Linked DNA regions of Homo sapiens: region 2 is linked to region 1. The links are chromatin loops, found by intact Hi-C in ENCODE. Cell type or tissue: heart right ventricle. All regions are shown on one strand. Links, peaks and the distances in the headings refer to the core of each region. The heading gives the core; the rest is flanking DNA.

Region 1 (4,398 bases), core at 142-4,141:
AATCCCTCCTGTCCTCTCCTGCCCAAGCCCTCGGGGGCTGCACATTCCTCAGCTGAAGAAGAAACACTGCCTGTTGGCCCAACTTGATTCTTACATAGTTTCTTCTCTGGATGGTATGATATAAAAGTCAAACCACAGAGGTTCTAAGTTAACAGAGAAAATGGTGAAGGGGACCAAAAATAAAGAGAAATGATTATTATTGTTATTATTTTGAAGTGAATAGGAATAGGAGTTTTCTCTGGGCTAGCATGACAGCATTCGGGGGATGGAGCTGGCCTCCTGGTATCTTGCTGCAATATCAGAATGGTGGGGAACCCTTGCCCTGACAGCATCGCAGACTGTCAGTGATCCATCACTGTTTATCATACTCACATTAAATTATGCTTGGCGTGTACTATAAGTCTGGAAACCCTGCCAGATTCGGTCTCTGGCTGCAACGTGGCTGCCTCTGACTAAGGAGGCTTGATGGGTATTTTATCATCTTTTTAGAGATGGACGTCGCTTGGGCCTTCTTAGGTAATGCGAGGTATGGTGTTTCCATGAGACCAGAGTAGCTCTCAAGGTGTGATATTTTTCTAGGGGAAGAGCTCTGGGAAAGGGGCTCATGTATTTTTGGCCCTAGACCTGACTTTTTTTAGCTGGCGAATGTGATAAACAGGCTGAATCCTAACTTTCTGTTGGCTGCCCTGATTCTGCGCTGACTCAGCTTTCTTTGTGGCTTCCTGCCAATGCATGTAAGGTACCATCCAAAGTCTGGGAGAAGATGCTCAGTCATCTTTTTATTGTTTCTAGAGAAATGTCCTTAGTGAACAAATAGCCCTGATTGACAGCCATAAAATAAGAGAATTATATCATATAATGTCTACGGTGCTTTCCAGTGTGTGCATTTTTAAACTTTGAAATTTCCAGTTAAATTGAGAGGGAGAGATGCTTCATAGCCCCACAAGAGGTGGAGAGGGGGAACCTTAAAGTATTTCCTGAGCTGAAGTTTCCAATGAAGCAGAAGCATGTTGTAAGTCAGTATCCAGACTAGACAAGACTAAAGTGTCCACTCTCTTTATATCAGAGAGGAATCAAACTAAAACTTTTTGAGGGAAGGTTCAGATTGAGAGTTAGTCTGCTTAATAAGGGATAAATGACCCCACCAGCTCATTAAGTGGAACCTCAGGGACTCACCCTGGAGAATGTACAAATGTGCATCTCTCTCTCCTGGACCCTGATGAGCATAGGATAAACATGCTTAATTTGTAATATTCCTTTCTCTGCAACATAAATGACGTATCTTGGGCAGGCAAGGCTGACCCTTTGATATATTTCACCCATGGTAGGATCTTTAAAACATGAAAGTTTGTTCAGAGACCACAGCTCTAAGCCTGTAGATCATTTTGGAGAGGATGGAAGCCAGGTAGCCTTTGGCAGGGCCCCTGGCATGCTTGGTGCTGTCTTGCTTGATGAGAAATGTGTGGTTCCACCGCCGGGGGTGGGCGGGGGGATTATCCAACAATTTATTTCTACACAACAACGGCACATGAAAAAAAAAAAAAAAGGCTTGGCTCAGAATGTGAGAGCTGAAATGAACCTTCAGGGTCACCTCCATCAACCCCTCTCTCCGCAAACAAAGAACACCAGGACCCCACACGGCTAAGTGGGTGGGTCCCGCTCCCATAGCTAATTAACGGCAGACTCAGGTATAGAAACCTGGTATCTGTAATCAAAATGGCCCTAATTCAAAACCTGGTCGGGCCACTCAGTAAGCCATGTTCCCCTCGGTAATTTATCCAGTCCCCCCTGAGCCTCACTTTGCTCCGCCACAAAACAAGAATGACCCTCCTTGCTTTTTAGGGCTCCTCTGCAGATTAAATTCATTAGCACCTCGAACGTTGGAAAGACACAATATTTTCTTGCCCTCCCCTCCTCTTATCAGCTTGAATCGATGCGTCATGAACTCAGTGATTTCCTCTTCGCAAGCCTGCTCTGGATGCAGTCTGGTGTTACATAACCGGCTGGCTGAGGACGCAGGTCCCCTGGGCGCTGCCGGCGCGCTGTGACCAGACACGCGGGCGCGGGTGGGGGGTTCCGTCCAGCAGAGGGCGGCAAAGGACGCCCGGCGCGGTCCCACGGCCCTGCGGGCGAGCAGCAAGCTACTGCGTTCCCTTCGGGAAGGCCTAATGAGCTCTTCCTGCACCGTGTTCTTTTCGGTAGAAGCATTTTTCCTGCCTCACTTAAGTGAGTACACAGTGTTTTGGCAACTGCCATGTGTCCATATTTTTTTTTAGTTTTTGCTTTGTTTGGTTCTGGTTTACTTGAGGGGCGCTCATGACATTTGCTAAGCATTTCCACGCTTATGGTCTTCTCGCAGTTTGATGTCTCCAGTGCCCCAAAAGGAGTCATTTTTATTCCCAATTTACAGATGATGACGGCGATATTCAGATAAGTTTAGTGACGTGGCAGAAGCAGATGCCCTTTCTAAACCAAGGAAGGGGCTGGGATGAGGAAGGGGAGGTATTTAATTTGACCGTTTCTGCCTCCTTCTGTCAGACATATTCGACAGGATTTATTCGGTGCTTGAGGTAAGTCAGGTACTTTTGTAAGTGCCTGGGAACATGAAATAAAAAGGAGGTGGCAAGTCTTCAATTTAATTCGAAAGACTGCATAATTTTTTTGACCTCTGAAAGTGGTTTGGGAGGAGGTAGAGGCTGGGTTTCCTGCAGTGTAGACAGGGTCTGTTACACCCGCTCCCTCCCAGAACTGCTGGATCCCAATCTGCAGTTTCACAAGCCCCCAGGTGACTTATCCACACACTTTAAAGTGTGAGATGCGCAGCCCTGGAGGGCACCCAGGAGCTCCATTCAAATATTTGGAAGGCCAATATTTGAAAGAGTAAGTGTATTTGTTTTGTTTTGCTCTAAAAGATAGGTTTAAGTTTAATTAACATAAGCCACAAGAAAACGAGATTTCCAAATCCTGTAATGAACAGGGGATTTGGAGTCGGGCCTTCTCCTAAACCTTACTAGCTTGTTACTAGTTGCCAGGTGAGTTGAAGCTGGAGGGACTTGGCGAAACTTCTTCTCTCTGATTCTTATGACTCCTAAGATGGGAATGTTGTTCTCTAGCCCCCACTGGGTGACTGCTGTTGGCTTTTCCCCATCGAATAAGATAGGAAATTTGAAAGTTGTAATTATTAACTGCCCGGGTCAGAGATAGAGCGCTCTGCTCTGTGAGGTAGTAAGTGGCTCTTCACACATTGAGGGACAGTGCAAATGGAGGTGGGGATGTATATTTGGGGCTCTTATGAAATTCAGTATGGTTGGGGCATGTAGTGGGGATGGAGGTGGAGGTGAAGAATGCGAGAGCTGATGGCACAATTAGGACTAGAACCCAGAAGTTCACTCATTTCATAGTTATTGTGTTAGAAGTAAGAGCAGTCCCCACAATGCCCCACCCTTAGTTTGGCTCCCCCGCTCCCCCCGCCTTACAGACAGGGTCTTGCTCTGATGTCCTGGCTGGAGTGCAGTGGTGCCATCATAGTTCACTGTAGCCTTGAAACCCCCCTGGGCTCAAGGTGTGAGCCACTACACCTGGCCTGACGCCTTAAAACTAATGCTAGATGACATCTGCTTAGTTGGGAGCATCACAGACCACATACCAGGGGTGTCCAATCTTTTGGCTTCCCTGGGCCACACTGGAAGAGGAAGAATTGTTTTGAACTACACATAAAATACACTAACACTAACAATAGCTGACATGTTAAAAAAATAAAACAAACTCATAATGTTTTAAGAAAGTTTAAGTATTTGTGTTGGGCTGCATTCAAAGCTGTCCTGGGCCACATGCCACCCATGGGCTGCAGGTTGGAAAAGCTTGACCTGGATTCTTCTAGCTAATTGTGAGTATAGGAGAAGGCCGTCTGTTTACTGCTTCTGGAGCCCTCTGCGTAAGTGCAATTAGGAACGAGTGGAAACAATGAGGAGGGGAGCATAAGAATAGCTTGGTTGTGACCACTGGAACCCAAAGCAGCACTTGTCTTGTCAGCGCTGTGTTATCAATCAGGAAGGCAGCCGTGGCTTCTCCCGGGAGGCAGGCACCAAGATGAGGAAGCCTGAAGTTCTGGGCCCTGCAGAGTCCTTTCAGTGCAGGGGGGCAGAGAGAAGGAGCGTGAGGAGACCCACATGGGAGGCATGCAGGAGGCCCTCTGTGTATGTCTATGGAATGGGCCCCTCAAGGAGCCGCTAAGCAGCGGGAAACTCCACCCACTGGCTTATTCTCACCCCTGGGCTCCTCCATCCCCTCACCCTTCATAGAGCCCAAAACAAAGACAAAACTTGTGCCAGCTTCAGAAAGGTCAGTTCTGATTTAGACCTTTGGTCTGACTTGAATGGCATCTCTTAAATACTGAGT
Region 2 (4,398 bases), core at 116-4,115, 320 kb after region 1:
ATTTTGAATAGATAATGTTAAGGTTTCTTGAAACAATCTATTTGACCCTAAAACTGGAAATGTATTAATATAGATCATTTTTATTGAAGGTTTTCTTATTTTTATTTATCTTGTATGTATTTATGAAATGTACTTTAGTCCTTCTGGAATCAAGTGGAGGAAAAAAACAAAATAGATATGTTAAAATAGAGATCATAAGACTAATGGAACAGACTCCTTGTGGCAATAAAGTACCAAATAATAAATGAGACCTAAGGCCATGCCAGAAAAAGCTGAAGTCACGTACCCCTACCCTTATAGAATAAACTATGCTCTAATTGCCACAGGTTTTTCTTATTCTCTAGCAGCTAAACAAGCACTGGCCTCAAGATAAGCAGTATTGAAACAATCGTAGCTCACTGAGCACCAGATGCTGACTAACTGACCCCTCTGTTCCACAAGCCACAGCTACAGCTTTGATTGGATAAAAGACTGATTTCAGTAACTTTCTCCTGATAAGAGACCACTGACCATCTTCTGGTTCTGTCTGGTTTACAGAGGCTGAGCACTGAGTGCCTTCCTGTCCCTGCTTCACCTTTTGACATATAGGGCTTAATTGGAATGCATTTAAATGTGAAGTCTGCACCCCAAAGTGAACAAGGGATGCATGTAACATCCATGTTTGCTTACTATTCATGCACATGCCCCCTCTTCATGGATATGTATAGCTCCTCCTACAATCTGTTAAATAAATATACTTGGCCAATCCATTCAGCATAAATTCCTATCTCATCCTCCCTTGAATAACTTGCTTTTGGTCTCTGCCTGAGGTTACACTTCCCAGCCAGTTAGGATGGCCACCCTGCTGGCTGCAACTCTTGGTAAGAAATAAAGCTCTCCTCTCCAAATTTATAGATTTCATGATTTTAAGTTGACAGGTAGATGGTAGACATTGAAACAGAGAGCTAGTTAATGTTCGCTATTTCTATGTTTGTGAGAGCCAACATTTAAGGAGTATTATACAAAGCATGGTTAAATGTCTTACTAAGCCTCAGCCCAGCCTCCACCCTATCAATCACATATCCAGATAGAATCCTCGGGCTTAAGAGAGTCTACAGCCCTAATGTAAAGAGCAGCACTGAGCACTTTGAAACTCTGCAACTTTAATATAAAAATCTTAAGAATCATAACCTTACAGCACCACAATTTGTCCATTTTAGTTCCTTTCACTTTGTCAGTGTGCAGTATAGAACTGACTTAATCCATTCCAGCTTTGAAACTAATTGTTGCTTATATAATTTAATTACATTGACAGATTAATATTTCTTAGGTAATTTACATGCAATGTTGTATCTTTTCATTGGAAACATTAGTTTGCATGGAAAATGGCCAAAATCTTTATTAAAAACCTAACACCAGAGACCAGTCCCCAAAAGAATGTAATCAAGACAAAGTATAAAAAAATACTTTAACTTTCCTTGACTACCTGGTACACCAAGGAAATAAAAAGGCTTACTATTTCTGAAATGTCTCCCTCAGCTTCTCTCATTCAAACGTAGACTCTGATCAATTTCACCATCAATGCCATTGCACAGAGACAGCGCTTTGACTAAGTAAACAAGACATCTTTTTCAACTAGTGCAGCCCAATGAATGTGGTTAATAATTAAGTGACTAATATTTTGTAAGGCTGTGTGAGAAGCATTAATTAGGATAATAGTAAAAGATGGTGTACTGTTCTGTGAAAAGCAGGAAACCGATTTTTGAGGAGATAATTCTAGAGAGCAGGATGAGTAACTTCCCTTGACAAGATAACTGGATGGCTGCTGAGAAGAGTTGGATGGTCCTTACACCATAACTCTGCTCTGTCTTCCCCAAGATGCCTCCAAACCATTGCTGAACACAATAATGTGAGAAGCAGAAGAGAAATGGAAGGAATCAGACAAGGCATGCAGCTTCAAAGTTTAAAAAATTCTTATAATCTCATAAAAATTAAAAAGTATTTGAAATAAGTTTAAGAATCTAGTAATTGTAAAGGCTGTTATTTTTCTTGTTACACCATGTGGAGTGATTAACCTTATTGAAACAAATTAATAAGTGTATGACAAAAATACAGTGGATTTCCATGGCCTTCTTATACTCGCTCTGGGCACATACTCATGCCATGACTTATCCCCCAATTTAAACTACGTTCTTCTATTTTACTTTCTTCATTTTCTTTTTCATCCAGGTAAGCATAGTTGCATGCCCCGAAGTTGACAGACTGATGGTACAATTTAACTGTATATCTCCTACTTACATTTTAATTGGAAAAAAATAACTTTTACATCAAAAGACTAAAACCTAAGTGCAGAATTTCAGACAACAGTCAGTTGATAGAAGACATGATTTTTCAGATCTTTCCTGGCACTCCTAAATTCCAGGTCTACAAACTGCCATTGACTTTGCCTGTTGGAGACTTACTGTTTTTGAGATACAAGCTTCTTTGGAGATTAGACCAACTTTGGAGGACATTTACATCAACCTCACCTTGATTTGGGGAAAATCCTTATTCCTTTCCTTTTATTCTCATCTTCTCTGTGTTCAAAACCCAGGGTTTTTAGAAGCAACATTATAGTCCACTCAATTGCTCATTTATTTACAAACATTTTATGAATTCCCACAATTGTTTTTAGGCGATGTGCTGAATGCTGGTAAAGCAAAAATGAACAAAGCACTGTCCCTTTCCCCAGTCACTGGAGAAGACAGTGCAATCATGTGTTATTGGTGTTAAGACAGAAGTCTGTTCAGGGTTACACTTGGGGTCACAAAAAGTGAGTGGTAAATCCTACCTCCAGTAATATCAAGATGTGTTCATATACCTACCATAGCTTAATTTAAAAAATTCTTATATTTGTACAGAAAATAGCATTAGAAAAATTAGTACAACCATATTTGACCAGAAACCACATAATGCCTAACAAGTTCTGATTTTTATTACAAATATTTATTATTGTTGCTCTACTATTACATTTGGCACATCTATGGGTTTTTTTTTATTTCAAAAATGCTTTGCTAATCTGTAACTTATTATGACTTACAGCTTTTTTTGTTGAAAAGATTTTCCTACAGGAAGGTACAAAAAGGCATTCTAGTGAAAACATTTTAAATTACACTATTTACCAAAAAGCCTACCTTTATGTATTACTGCTCTATTGAAATTTTTCTTTTCAAACAAATTCCATTCATTTCTACATAATGCATGTCAATAACAGCTATCATGGAAAAATAACAAGCAAAAACTGTTTTTCTACCTGTCTTCATTTTTTGCCACTCCTCATGTTTCCTTCTATTTCTATTTGTGAAAGTTTGAATCCCTCCTTCTTGATGCCCTTAAATCCATAATTACTTCTTATGACAACTCTTTTGACGCCCACATTATAAATTATTCATTATTTTGAATGACGCCTTAATTTCAAATGCACTCTTGTACTCCTACTTTGTCTTCTGTATTTTTCTCCTATATTATTTTTATACCTTTAAATAATCTTGCTTTGAGACTTCTGGCATCTTTCTGTCTTTTTCTCTGAGAGATGCCCCTAGAATGCTGTTGCTACAGGGAATTTAAAAAATCAAGTGATTCTGGTATTTCCCTCATTCACTCTTACTTCATTCCTGCTTTCTTCCTTTGCTCTTCTGGTTCCTTACATCTAGAGTGCTCTCTTCTGCCCCATCTAGCCTGTCCTTTCGCCACTTCCTTCAAAACCTGATACAATATTAATTTGCTTCAGACAACTCTCCTGGACTAACCTACTCCAATTTACTGTTTCTCTCGACCTCTGGGAATGTCAGTAAAAACTATACATTTCATTCTCATTTACTTGGAAAGTGTTTGTTTTTGTAATTTCATTCAGTTATTTAGTTATATATTTTGTAATATTTTATTATTTATATAATTACTATATACCCTTTCTAATTCCTGATTTTTCCTTATTAGTTTTAAGCATAACCATTATTTTATAATATAAACATGTAATTGGTTGCTTAATATCTGTCTCTCCTGCTAGAATACAAGCTCTTTTGGCTAATTGCTTATTGTTTTATCCCCAGAGCCTAAAAAATATACACAGTAATTACTCAATTAATATTATAGTATCTTTGAACTATCGTTCAGATATTAGTGAAATGAAAGTGCTCACAAATGCTTGCTGATTTTTTAAAGCCCGATTTTGGCTGGAATCCCTCATACTTTTTGTTAACAGGTGGGATGTATTTTGCTGTAAGATGCAGAAAACCTTACCAACACACACTTAAATTGAAAGACACCAGCTGTTTACTTAGCCATAAGTCCAAATGTGGGCAGTTCTAATGTTGGTTTGACTGTCCAATGTTGTCATGCAGGACCTAGGTTCTTCCCATCCTCCTCCCTGGCCATCCGAAG

What was found. Peaks named below come from ENCODE experiments on the same cell type or tissue, not always from the same donor. Only the 100,000 strongest peaks of a DNase experiment are listed, where the experiment ranks them.
Region 2: it touches region 1 in a loop (3-fold over the local background); 32 of 110 quality-filtered maps call a loop at or near these places.

What each region holds. Positions count from the first base shown.
Region 1 is chr13:97,108,000-97,112,397 of GRCh38, forward strand. No RefSeq gene overlaps it. Among named protein-coding and RNA genes, the nearest start is that of LINC00456, 69 kb to the right of the region's middle. RefSeq lists a silencer at 2,004-2,183. In heart right ventricle, for the core only: a CTCF peak has its summit at 2,085 (motif pointing right); a DNase peak (open chromatin) is centred at 2,062; H3K4me3 peaks cover 504 bases; H3K27ac peaks cover 1,317 bases.
Region 2 is chr13:97,425,322-97,429,719 of GRCh38, forward strand. No RefSeq gene overlaps it. Among named protein-coding and RNA genes, the nearest start is that of RAP2A, 6.6 kb to the right of the region's middle. In heart right ventricle, for the core only: no CTCF peak of the experiment used is centred there; no DNase peak of the experiment used is centred there.